Regions from separate parts of the Homo sapiens genome. Here region 1 is linked to region 2. The links are chromatin contacts, found by Hi-C or POLR2A ChIA-PET in ENCODE. All regions are on one chromosome and are shown on one strand. Each heading gives the region's core, a stretch centred on a gene start or an enhancer-like site at or near the end of the contact. The rest is flanking DNA. Distances are from core to core; before and after follow the strand shown. Region 1 has its middle 10 kb from the start of SNORA40C. Region 2 overlaps CDK19 (cyclin dependent kinase 19).

Region 1 (5,838 bases), core at 2,479-4,978, 180 kb after region 2:
CTGTTCCATCAGGTATTCTTTGGTTACAAGTAAAAGAAAGGTATCCTAACCCAACTTAAAAGGGGATGATGAGCCAGGCGCAGTGATGCATGCCTGTAATCCCAACACTTTGAGAGGCCAAGGAGGGTGGATCACTTGAGTCCAGGAGTTGGAGACCAGCCCTGGCAACATAGCGAGACCCCAACTCCAAAAATAATTAAAAATTAGTCAAGCATCGTGGCACATGCCTGTAGCCCCAGCTACTCCGGAGGCTGCGGTAGGAGGATTAATTGAGCCTGGGAGGTTGAGGTTGCACTGAGCCATGCTTACACCACTGCACTCCAGCCTGGGCAACAGAGCAAGACCTTGTCTCAAAAAATAAATAAAAATTAATTAATTAAAAGGGGATGATCAGAAATCCAGAGGGGAAGATCACAGATCCCAAGTAGAGGTCACAGATGTCAAAGTTGTCAGACCACTACTCTCTCCACCTTTCTCTGGGATTGTACAGTTGCTGCATCTGTTGACACATCCAGGCTATGGCTTATCTCTGATGACTGGATTTCCTCATTTATGAGCATGCATACATCAAAAAAAATGGCTGCCACTCCTCACACTACCTGACTCTCCAGCTCTGGTGTCCTCCACTGAGCTAGTTACTCAAAGTCGAAGTCTCTGGGTTCAAATTAGCAAGCAAAAGAATTGGATTGGTGCTCGTATAAATGCACATATACTAAAATTGGACCAATACAGAGAAGATAAGCATAGTCACTACGCAAGGATGACACCCAGATTTGTGAGTCATCCCATGTTAAGGGGGGGAAAAGCATCTGAATGGATTAGGTGTTCTCTGATCCCATCAGCTGTGGCTAGGGAGACAAGGTCTAATGGTAAGTAGCATAGCTGCCCCTGCCAAGGACTCTGTGGCAGGGAAGATTTTCTGAGATGGGGAAGTGGGTAGGAAGAAGACAATTAGTATCTCAAATTCCTAGACACCAAATAGGCTGAAATGGACTTTCTAAGTTGGACTTTTTCAGTCTCTATCTCTCAAGTTGGAGGTTCAGGCTCTGGAGGGAAGAAGGGTCAGATCATATCAGCTAATTTTCCTTATTCCAAAAAAGGCAGGATTTGTGTGTGGCACATATAGTTTGGTTTATTAAAAATTTGAGTGGTCTGGCCAGGTACAGTGGCTCACGTCTGTAATCCTAGCACTTTGGGAGGCCAAGGCAGGTGGATCATTTGAGGTCAGGAGTTCAAGACCAGCCTGGCCAATATGGAGAAACCCCATCTCTACTAAAAATACAAAAATTAGTTGGGTGTAGTGGCGGGCACCTGTAATCCCAGCTACTCGGGAGGCTGAGGCAGGATAATCACTTGAACCTGGGAGGCGGAGGTTGCGGGGAGCACAGATTGTTGCCACTGCACTTCAGCCTGGGCAACAAAGAGAGACTCTGTCTCAAAAAAATAAATAAATAACCAACTAAAACCTATGTCCAGATAACAGAATAGCTTTTGTTCTTCAGCTCCACATAAAAATATCACTATAGCCGGGCACAGTGACTCATGCCTGTAATCCCAACACTTTGGGAGGCCAAGGGGGCGGATCACCTGAGGTTGGGAGTTCTAGACCAGCCTGACCAATATGAATAAAGCCCGTCTCTACTAAAAATACAAAATTAGCTGGGCGTGGTGGTGCATGCCTATAATCCCAGCTACTCGGGAGGTTGAGGCAGGAGAATCGCTTGAACCTGGGGAGGTGGAGATTGTGGAGAGCCGAGATTGTGCCATTGCACTCCAGCCTGGGCAACAAGTGAAACTCTGTCTCAAAAAAAAAGTTATATATATATAGATGGTATATATATATAATATGGTATATATATATAGATGGTATATATATATATGGTATATATATAGGTGGTATATATATAGATGGTATATATATATAGATGGTATATATATATACAGATGGCATATATATATATACAGATGGCATATATATAGATGGTATATATATAGATGGTGTGTATATATATATATAGATGGTATATATATATAGATGGTGTGTATATATATATATATAGATGGTATATATATATAGATGGTATATATATACATATATATCACTATAGATTGATTGATTGAATTAGAGACAGGGTCTCGCTCTGTCACCCAGGCTGGAATGCAGTAGACTGATCATAGCTTACTATAGCCTAGAACTTCTGAACTCAAGCTGTCCTTCCCCCTCAGCTTCCCAAGTAGCTGGGACTACAGGCGCTTGCCACCAGGCCCCAATAACTTATTATTTTTTTTTCTTTTTGGTAGAGACATGGTTTTGCTATGTTGCCCAGGCTGGTCTCAAACTCCTGGACTCGAGTGATCCTCCCATCTTGGCCTCCCAACGTGCTGGGATTACAACTGTGAGCCACCATGCCCAGACCACATAAAAATATCCCTAGAGGAGTGCGTCCCAGCCCCGCGCCTGCCAGGCCGTCTGTTTCGTCCCATCCCATCCTGCCGCAGCGCGCGCCAGCCATGAGCTCCACGCAGTTCAACAAGGACCCCTCGTACGGGCTGTCAGCCGAGATCAAGAACCGGCTCCTGTGCAAATATGACCCCCAGAAGGAGGTAGAGCTCCGCAGCTGGATCGAGGGACTCACCAGCCTCTCCATCGGCCCCGACTTCCAGAAGGGCCTGAAGGACGGGATTAGTTTATGGACACTCATGAACAAGCTACAGCCGGGCTCAGTCCTCAAGATCAACCGTTCCATGCAGAACTGGCACCAACTAGAAAACCTCTCCAATTTCATCAAGGCCATGGTCAGCTACGGCATGAACACCGTGGACCTGTTCGATGCCAACGACCTGTTTGAGAGTGGGAACATGACGCAGCTGCAGGTGTCTCTTCTCGCCCTGGTGAGTAAGGCCAGGACTAAGGGGCTGCAGAGCGGGGTGGACATCGGCCTTAAGTACTCGGAGAAGCAGGAGCCGAACTTCGACGACGCCACCATGAAGGCTGGCCAGTGCACCATCGGGCTGCAGATGGGCACCAACAAATGCACCAGCCAGTCGGGCATGACCGCGTACAGCACAAGGAGGCATCTCTACGACCCCAAGAACCACATCCTGCCCCCCATGGACAACTTAACCATCAGCCTCCAGATGGGTACAAACAAGTGTGCCAGCCAGGTGGGCATGACGGCTCCGGGACCCGGTTGACACCAAGCTGGGAACCGACAAGTGTGACAACTCCTCCATGTCGCTGCAGATGGGCTACACGCAGGGCGCCAAGCAAAGCGGCCAGGTCTTTGGCCTGGGCCGGCAGATACATGACCCCAAGTTCTGCCCAGAAGGCACAGTGGCCGACAGGGCTCCCTCGGGCGCGCAGGCTCGGGGGAGGTCCCTGAATATCCCCCTTACTACCAGGAGGAGGCTGGCTACTGAGGCTCCCAGCACGCTCTCTCCCCATATCATCTCCCCGTCTGAGTTTCTGGGTTTTTCTGTGTTTTCATCTTTTTTTTTCTTAACCTGTTCAGTGCTGCCAATCAACCCAGGGTCTGTGAGTGGCGGTGTGGGATCAGGGAGGTCTTTCTTCCCCCTTGCCTTGGTCCTTCGCAGGACTGAGCCACCAGGCTGTGGGGTAAGGGGTCAAAGCCGTATCCCCATACGTGTAGGGTAAAGGTCCCTGCTGGCACGTCCAGGCTGTGGGCCGAGCAGTGCTGGGGAGAAGAGACCTGGGCTTGGAGGGACCCAGTCCCCGAAGGTTTCCGGTTCCCTTGTCTCTTCCCCATTGTGTCAGCCAATCAGTTTGTGGTTTCTGTACCCGCAAAAGTTTCAGGAAGTATTAACAAAAGAAAAATACTTTTTTTTTTCCCCGAGGAATGGGGCGGGGACAGTGGAGAGGGTGCTGGGAAATGAGTGCCCTGGGAAAGGGGGCCTGGCCACAATGCTAAATATCTCAGGCTCCCAAGTGGCTGCATTTCCCTAGAACCAACAGACCTCAGACCCTCAGACCTGCCCTGGGGCCCGGTGAGGAAAGTGAGGCCCGTAGAAGGAAGTGGAATTCTGCGTTGTTGGGGCTAAGCCTGACTCCTTCTCCATGCTAACCACCCCCTCCACTGTGGCCTCAGTAGGTTTTGTTGTTGTTGATGTTGTTGTTGTTGTTGCCCAGGCTGGAGTGCAGTGGTGCGATCTTGGCTCACTGCACCTCCACCTCCCTGGCTCAAGTGATTCTCCTGCTTCAGCCTCCCAAGTAGCTGGGACTATAGGTGCTCCACCACGCCTGGCTAATTTTTGTATTTTTATTAGAGATGGGGTTTCACCATGTTGGCCAGGCTGGTCTCAAACTCCCGGCCTCAGGTGATCCGCCCACCTTGGCCTCCCCAAGTGCTGGAATTACAGGCATGAGCCACCATGCCCAGCCCCTCAGTAGGTTTTAAGGAGCCTCCAGCCCTCCTTCTCCCCTTCTGGGCCTGACCAGTTATACTGCTCCGTCTCCCCTGGCCACACGCCCCACCGAGTACTGCACAGGGACCCCCACCCAGGGGCCCTACCCCATGAGATAATGTGAAATACGACTGTGGACCAAACGCAGTAAAACCTCTGTTGGTAAGAAGAAAAAGATATATATATATCCTGAGAAATAATATATTTATACTCATAGTTTATTGTTCCAATTATTCCAGCTTTTATCTTTCTCAAATAAGAAGAGTGCAGAATAAGCCATAAACAGAAGTTAAACAATTCTTTAATATTTTCATTCTATTGCCCTAATTATAATACCATTCTATGTGATTAAAAAAAAACACACACATACTGGGCAAGGTGACTCATGCCTGTAATCCCTGCACTTTGGGAGGCCAAGGTGGGAGGATCACCTGAGGTCAGGAGTTCGCGACCAACCTGCCCAACATGGTGAAACCCCGTCTCTACTAAAAATACAAAAATGAGCCAGGCTTGGTGGCATGTGCCCGTAAGTCCCAGCTATTTGGGAGGCTGAGGTAGTAGAATCCCTTGAACACGGGAGGTGGAGGTTGCAGTGAGCCAAGATCATGCCACTGCACTCCATCCTGGGTGACAGAGCGAGACTCCATCTCAGAAAAAAAACAAAAACAAAACAAAACACCCACCCACACACACACACACACACACACACACACACACACACAGAGAGAGAGAACAATCACATTTTACTTCTGATTTTTAAATTTGTGGTGATCCCTTGCTTTTATTAATTGGCTGGTCGGGTACAGTGGCTCAGGCCTGTAATCTCAGCACTTTGGGAGGTCAAGGCGGGTGGATCACTTGAGGTCAGGAGTTCATGCAACATGGTGAAACCCAGTCTCTACACAAAACACAAAAATTAGCCAGATGGGCTGGGCACGCTGGCTCACTCCTGTAATCCCAGCACTTTGGGAGGCCAAGGTGGGCGGATCACGAGGTCAGGAGATCGAGACCATCCTGGCTAACATGGTGAAACCTTGTCTCTACTATAAACACAAAAAATTAGCCGGGCGTAGTGGCGGGCGCCTGTAGTCCCAGCTACTCGGGAGGCTGAGGCAGGAGAATGGCATGAACCCGGGAGGCAGAGCTTGCAGTGAGCCGAGATCATGCCACTGCACTCCAGCCTGGGTGACAGAGTGAGACTCCGTCTCAAAAAAAAAAAAAAAAATTAGCCAGATGTAGTGGCGTGTGCCTGTGGTCCCAGCTACTCAGGAGGCTGAGGTGGGAGGATCACTTGAACCCAGGAGGCAGAGGTTGCACTGAGCCGAGATCATGCCACTGCACTCCAGCCTGGGCAACAGAGTGAGACTCCATCTCAAAAAATAAAATAATAAAATAAAATACGATAAAATAGGCCAG
Region 2 (6,623 bases), core at 3,128-5,627:
GACATTTTAAAATTTATTTCTATATTCCTAGGGACTAGCACAATGCCTGACACATTGAAAGAGCTCTTTAAGTGATCTCATCTAGTCTGCGGGCTTTAAATGTCACCCATATGCATTAACTCCCAAATGTTTACCTCTAGTCCACCCATCTCCCCTGAACACCAGCTATGTGTATCCAGCTGCCTCAAGAGCTCCATTTGAATGTCTAAAAGCCAAAACTGAGGTTGCGCTCTCTACCTCCACTACCCTCTATTCCAGTACCTCCAGTACCTCTATTCCCACTGCTCTTCCCTCGCCTCAGTTAATAGCAACTCCATCATTGCAGTTATTCAGGCAAAAACCTCATCTACTTTAACTCTTTTCCCAAATATCTCCTCCTCAGTGAGTCTTCCCTAGCCTTTCTATTTAAAATCGCAACCACCATTCTGCACTTTATCTTTCTGCAAGTACTAACACTTTCAAACATACCATAACTCTATATCCCTTATCTACAATTCTAAAGAAACTGTAGAAAATCAAAAGCTTTCTAGTAACTCAGGTAGAAAAATTATTTGTAATTCAATAGAAAAAAATGCATTGTTAGGGGCACATCCTTTCAGTTACCTGATTCTGATTCTAGAGAAGCTATTTTACAACTCTGTACATTACACATAACTGATAACGATGCAGAATAATTCTCAACTATAAGCATACAAATTATGTGCTGTCCGGTAGAGGTTCACTGACTTCCCTCCCCAATAGTGGAAGAAGCTGGTTTTGCCTCAATTTGCATATCCATTTCAATATTCCTGATCTGTACACGTACCTGTTTTAAAGTTTCTCCTTTGAATGGGCTATAATACCAGCTTGGTTCCTTCATTCAAAAAGTTAAATAAGCTGGATGTAGTGGCTCACACTTGTAATTCCAGCACTTTGGGAGGCCAAGGCAGGAGGACCACTCAAGGCCAGGAGTTTGAGACTAGTCTGGTCACACAGCAAGAGCCCTATCTCTACAAAAAAATAAATTAAATTAAATTATCCAGGCATGGTGGTGCAGGCCTGTAGTCCCAGCTACTAGGGAGGCTGAGGTACGAGGACTGCTTGAGCCCACGAGTTCAAGGCTGCAGTGAGTTATGATCGTACCACTGCCCTCCAGCCTGGGTGACAGAGTGAGACCCTGTCTCTAAAAAAAAAAAAAAGTCCAGGTACAGTGGCTCATGCCTGTAATCCCAGCACTTGGGGAGGCCAAAGAGGGCAGATCACCTGAGGTCAGGAGTTTGAGACCAGACTGGCCAACATGGTGAAACACCATCTCTACTAAAATACAAAAATTAGCCAGGCGTGGTGGTGGGTGCCTATAATCCTAGCTACTCAGGAGGCCGAGGCAGGAGAATCCCTTGAACCTGGGAGGCGGAGGTTGCAGTGAGCCAAGATCACACCATTGCACTCCAGCCTGAGCAACAAGAGCAAAACTGTCTCTAAAAACATAAAAAATTTTTTTAAAAAAAGAAAGTTAAATAAAATCATTAAAATGTGTTCATCTTATACCTGTATAACAGTCATAATTTTACCTTTTTTGAAAACAATCATTTAATACTCATTGTACAGAAATATGTCACTTAAACTGACAAGAAGCTGTTTATTGTCTGACATGAAGCTATTAAATGGACATGAAACTGTTTATATGTTATTTATTGTCTGTCTCTCTCCACTAACATATAAGCTCCATGAAGGCAAAGGTATTTGTTGACTTTATATCTCCAATGCATAAAATGGTACCTAGCACATAATAAGCATTCAATAAATATTTGTCAAATAAATTAAATCTACTCAACCGGTTCTTACTCACAAAATAACCAGTAATGGCCTGTAACCTAATAAAACTTTGCTACCCTTTCATAAGTTATTCTTTTTCAAAAGGTGTTTTAAATGATTTTGTTTTCAACAAATTGAATAGACAATATCTAAAATAATTATTCCAGGGACGCTAAGCCTCCACAAGCTCCATTTACTTTAGGCTTAAAAAGGAAGACTTCTTTAAATTAGCACCTACTCTACCAGAAGAATAAGAGTGCTGGCTTGAGGTAAAGAGCAGCAACACAGCTCTGAATATCTCAGGATGGGATCTTTAACCTGGTGTATAATTCGAAGAGCAAAGGAGTGCTATGAGGGTATTTCCTGAAAGGGCTGTGAGCACAATAAGTGCTACAAAATCCTAAAGAAAATAACACAAAGGAACAGGGGACACAGGGGAACACAAGTGAAGCAGATATTAACCTTATTAGTAGTTATGTCCAAGGCCAGTTTACTAAGAAAATGCTAGGCTCTAGATAAACATCACACAAGAGTGTATTCACTACCTCTGTTTACTGAAAAAAACAAAGAAGTTAACTTTCCTACTGTTGTTTACTGAAAGAAACAAATGAACAACAACAGTAAACAACCTAAATGTTCAATAATAAGAAAACTGATAAGTAAATTATGGTAAATAGCCACATATTGTAGCCTCAAATATATATACTAAAATATTTTAATTACTCGAGGAAAGACTATAACGTTGTGATATAATGTAAAAGGACCACAGGCTGGGTGCAGTGGCTCACACCTGTTATCCCAGCACTTTGGGAGGCCGAGGTGGACAGATCACTTGAAGCCAGGAGTTCGAGGCCAGCCTGGACAACATGGCAAAACCCCGTCCCTACTAAAAATACAAAAATTAGCCACGTGTGGTGGTATATGCCTGTAATCCCAGCTACTCAGGAGGCTGAGGCAGGAGAATCACTTGAACCTGGGAAGCAGAAGTTGCAGTGAGCAGAGATCGTCCCACTGCACTCCAGCCTGGGCAACAGAGTGAGACTCTGTCTCAAAATAAATAAATAAATAAAATAAAATAAAATATAAAGAGATATAAATAACAGAAAATGGGCTGGGCGTGGTGGCTCACACCTGTAATGCCAGCAGTCTGGGAGGCCGAAGCAGGCAGATCACTTGATGTCTTGAGATCAGGAGTTCACGACTGGCCTGGCCAACACGATGAAACCCCGTCTCTACTAAAAATACAAAAATCAGCCGAGCGTGGTACCGCATGCCTGTAGTCCCAGCTACTCGAGAGACTAAGGCAGGACAATCGCTTGAACCCGGGAGACAGAGGTTGCAGTGAGCCAAGATCGCACCACTGCACTTCAGCCTGGGCACCAGAGTGAGACTCTGTCTCAAAAAAACAAAAAACAAACAGAAATATGCCAAAACATTAACAATAGTTATTTCTGGGTGTGAGATTATGCATAATTTATATTTCTATTTTTTCTATTTTACAAGTTTTCTTCAATGAGCATTACTCTTATAATTTAAAAACAAATACATACACACACCAGAAGACAGAACTTTCCAGAAATCCACCTACCAAAATAAGACACTATCATACTATCTCAGCTTCTTTTTACATGGTTATCTGAGAAGGGACACAGTGAAAGGAGATGGCCATACTTGTACTTTCCCCATCTCTTGGCAAAATCAGATTTTACCAACGGACTTTAATCTCTTGTCTAACAAATGTTTGTTCAACATGACATCATACAACTACAAATACGTGTAATCATACTTAAACAGCAATTAAGTAGACCATTATTTTCCTGTGTCTCATATTATATGATAACATCTTCCATGCCAGATACTCACAGCATAGTAACATGATCCCACTGGAGCCTAATGAAGAATGTTCAATGAACATGCCAATATTTTATCTGAGCTCCTTTCAAAGCATGTAAGTAGCTATTTTTAAAGTGTCCACTTTTCACTGTCCTAAATGTAAAATAATCTACAGTTAGAATTCTAAACTTTCTCTAGATCCTGACTCAATTTAGAGAGTCTGTACTAGACTAAAAATTCCAGAATCCATTCGTATTTTTATGTATACATCTTTCTTCCCTTTTCACTTTCTGTTCTCCAAGTCTATGATGCCCTCATGGGTCCCTGACTCCTTTTTCAAGGGCATTCTGAATGGAAAGATCCTCTTATACTTCAATTACTCACTTATCTCAAAGTAAATCCAATTTTCTATTCTTTTTTGATCTCTTTTAAGTAACAGTGTGATTCATTTGACCATCAATCTTTCCCCTCAGTGAGAACAGTATCACCGACTTTATTTTAGAAAGCACTGAGTATCATTTTTTAAAATGTCTTAACACCTCTTTCCCCTTCCCAAAGAACTGAAGGTAAATGAAGTAGGGTGTTTTATGGCAAATAGGAGATTTGCCTAATTCCAAAATGTTCCAATACTCCTAAAACTGTAAATTAAGAATTAGTATTTGAAAGTTGACACTTTCACACCTACGACAGGCCTTTTGGAAGCTGCTCTTTATAAACACATGAGATTCATCATAACCTTCCAGCAGGTGGCACTCATACTCTGAAAAGGGGTCTGTACAGACTAACACAGCTCTGGTTCAAGGTGGCCCTAAATCTTCTGCTTCATTTTACTTCAGTGACACTTCCTGGTTACCAGTCATAAGCTCCAGGGAGGTCAATGTTCCCCTTTGCCACCCAGTTGAAATGACAGTGAGGCAGTAAGTAAAATGCAAAAAATATAGGTTTTAGAATCAGAGGCTGAGTTTGAATCCTGTCTTACTAGCAGCAGTTAAGACATAAGGCAAGTTGCTTAACTCTTCTGAATCTCATAGAAGAATAAGATGTCTACTTACAAACATAAACAGTTTCCACAAAGAATAAATTAATATAAATAGATTAAATACACAGCACAGTGGGCCAGGCACGGTGGCTCACACCTCTAATCCTGGCACTCTGGGAGGCCAAGGCAGGTGGATCACCTGAGGTCAGGAGTTCGAGACCAGCCTGGCCAATATGGTGAAACCCAATCTCTACTAAAAATACAAAAATTAGCCAGGCATGGTGGTGGGCGCCTGTAGTCCCAGCTACTCGGGAGGCTGAGGCAGGAGAATCACTTGAACCCAGGAGGCGGAGGTTGCAGTGAGTCAAGATGGTGCCACTGCACTCCAGCCTGGGCAACAGAGCAAGACTGTCTCCAAAAAAAAAAAAAAAAAAAAAAAGTACATAGCACGATGCTTGGAACGAATTAAGCATTTGACAAATTATAGCTTTTATTATCATTTTTAACCACCACTATTTGCAAGAATGTTATGAAGAGTAAATCGGATAATCCAGGTAGAATGCCTGGCATTGTTCTTGATAAACAGTGGCTGTTGTCATTGTTGTACTTAAGTGAAAATTTCAATGCTAACCACTCCGGTTAGCTTTGACATCAGAGATACTTAGAGAGTGAGGCTGAGTTGGAAAATGCCACAGCATTTCCTTGCCAAAGTCCATGAAACACCCACTTAGTAGTTTCTATAATAATAAAATGGCTATATGAAAGTTATTTCCTTTCCCATTTTTCAACAATCTGGTTTCATTTTCTCTCTGACTTTTAAATTCTGCATGTACTTGGTCTAAGAGAGATATCTGAAACCAAGTAAGCTTTGCGATAAATAAGAAATTCACATCTCCTTGACTATGAGAGCATACCTATTCTTTTTTAGTATAAGTATTTAATCTTTTTTTTTTTTTTTTTTGGAGACAGAGTCTCACTCTGTTGCCAGGCTGGAGTACAGTGGCGTGATCTCAGCTCACTGCAACCTCCACTTCCCGGGTTGAAGTGATTCTCCTGCCTCAGCCTCCCGAGTAGCTGGGATCACAGACACATGCCACCATGTCTAGCTCATTTTTTGTATTTTTTTTTTTTTTAGTGGAGATGGGGTTTCACCTTGGCCAGGCTAGTCTCAAATTCCTGACCTCAGGTGATCCACCTGCCTCAGCCTCCCAAAGTGCCGAGAATACAGGCATGAGCCACCATGCCCAGCCTTAATCTTTTATTAACATATCCCATGAGAAAATTGGATATACTTCTTATAAATCAAGGGCACTCTGAATATACACAATTTAAATATGAAAAATGAAACAGATACAAACTAAAACAAAGAGTTTACAAAGTAAAATCTTAATTACCTGGAATTCTGAGGGGTATTCTAACTCATTTACTGATTCATTAAGTAAACTTTTGCTTGCAACCCTCCTTGTCAAAAACCTTCCTACCTTGACAGTTAAACAAAATGAAATTTGCATTTGACTCTATGTAGTCTTCTTTATTTATTTTTGTTGTTGTTGTTGATTTTGCATTGCTATAAGACCCTAGGCAGTCTTTCAGTCCCTTGGGATTTCGATAATCAACTACTAACAAATGTTTATGTCCTTCTTATTTATCCTTTTCTCTCCTTGAAATAGAATGGTGGGGTGGGGGGTGGGGAATAAGGGGTGGGGGACGTGGGTGAAACTAACCTAAAATTCCTTATTTAGATTCTGGCTTAAAAGAAAAAAGTATCGACTTATTCTCCAAATTCTGTCCCTAGTTTTCTTGTCCTTCTCCATTCCACAGTTTTTCTTAACATCTTACCCATGGACCTGAGCTTTAGCTGCTCCTTCTATGGAGAATCCCAAATCTCAATCTCTAGCCCTAATGTCACTCCTAAACTGACATCAATTTCCCAAGATGCATCATACAATACAACCAAGAGAATATCCCACTGTAACTCAAAATCCACAGATCCAAAACTGAGTATCACTTGCCCAAC

Evidence for each region. A loop is a pair of places that touch in the nucleus more often than their neighbours do. ChIA-PET counts read pairs that join two places held with the same protein, here RNA polymerase II (POLR2A). Pooled maps may share reads with other maps.
Region 1: a loop to region 2 is called in a pooled map, with 2.5 times the contacts of the local background. The contact joins two enhancer-like sites. A Hi-C loop is called at or near these places in 1 of 168 maps with a recorded cell type or tissue (endothelial cell of hepatic sinusoid) and 1 of 50 pooled maps. POLR2A ChIA-PET finds 5 or more read pairs at or near these places in 4 of 52 experiments (Panc1, WTC11 and activated CD4-positive, alpha-beta T cell).

Annotation. Positions count from the first base shown.
Region 1 is chr6:110,855,728-110,861,565 of GRCh38, forward strand. It overlaps a transcript of AMD1 not described here, the pseudogene RNU6-1115P and the pseudogene CNN2P9. Among named protein-coding and RNA genes, the nearest start is that of SNORA40C, 10 kb to the left of the region's middle. Within about 2 kb of position 3,729, at least 6 of the 41 ENCODE cell types and tissues checked have a DNase peak (open chromatin) inside an H3K27ac peak, as active enhancers do.
Region 2 is chr6:110,678,153-110,684,775 of GRCh38, forward strand. The region is part of intron 2 of CDK19 (cyclin dependent kinase 19); the gene reads right to left. Among named protein-coding and RNA genes, the nearest start is that of CDK19, 130 kb to the right of the region's middle. Within about 2 kb of position 4,378, at least 7 of the 41 ENCODE cell types and tissues checked have a DNase peak (open chromatin) inside an H3K27ac peak, as active enhancers do.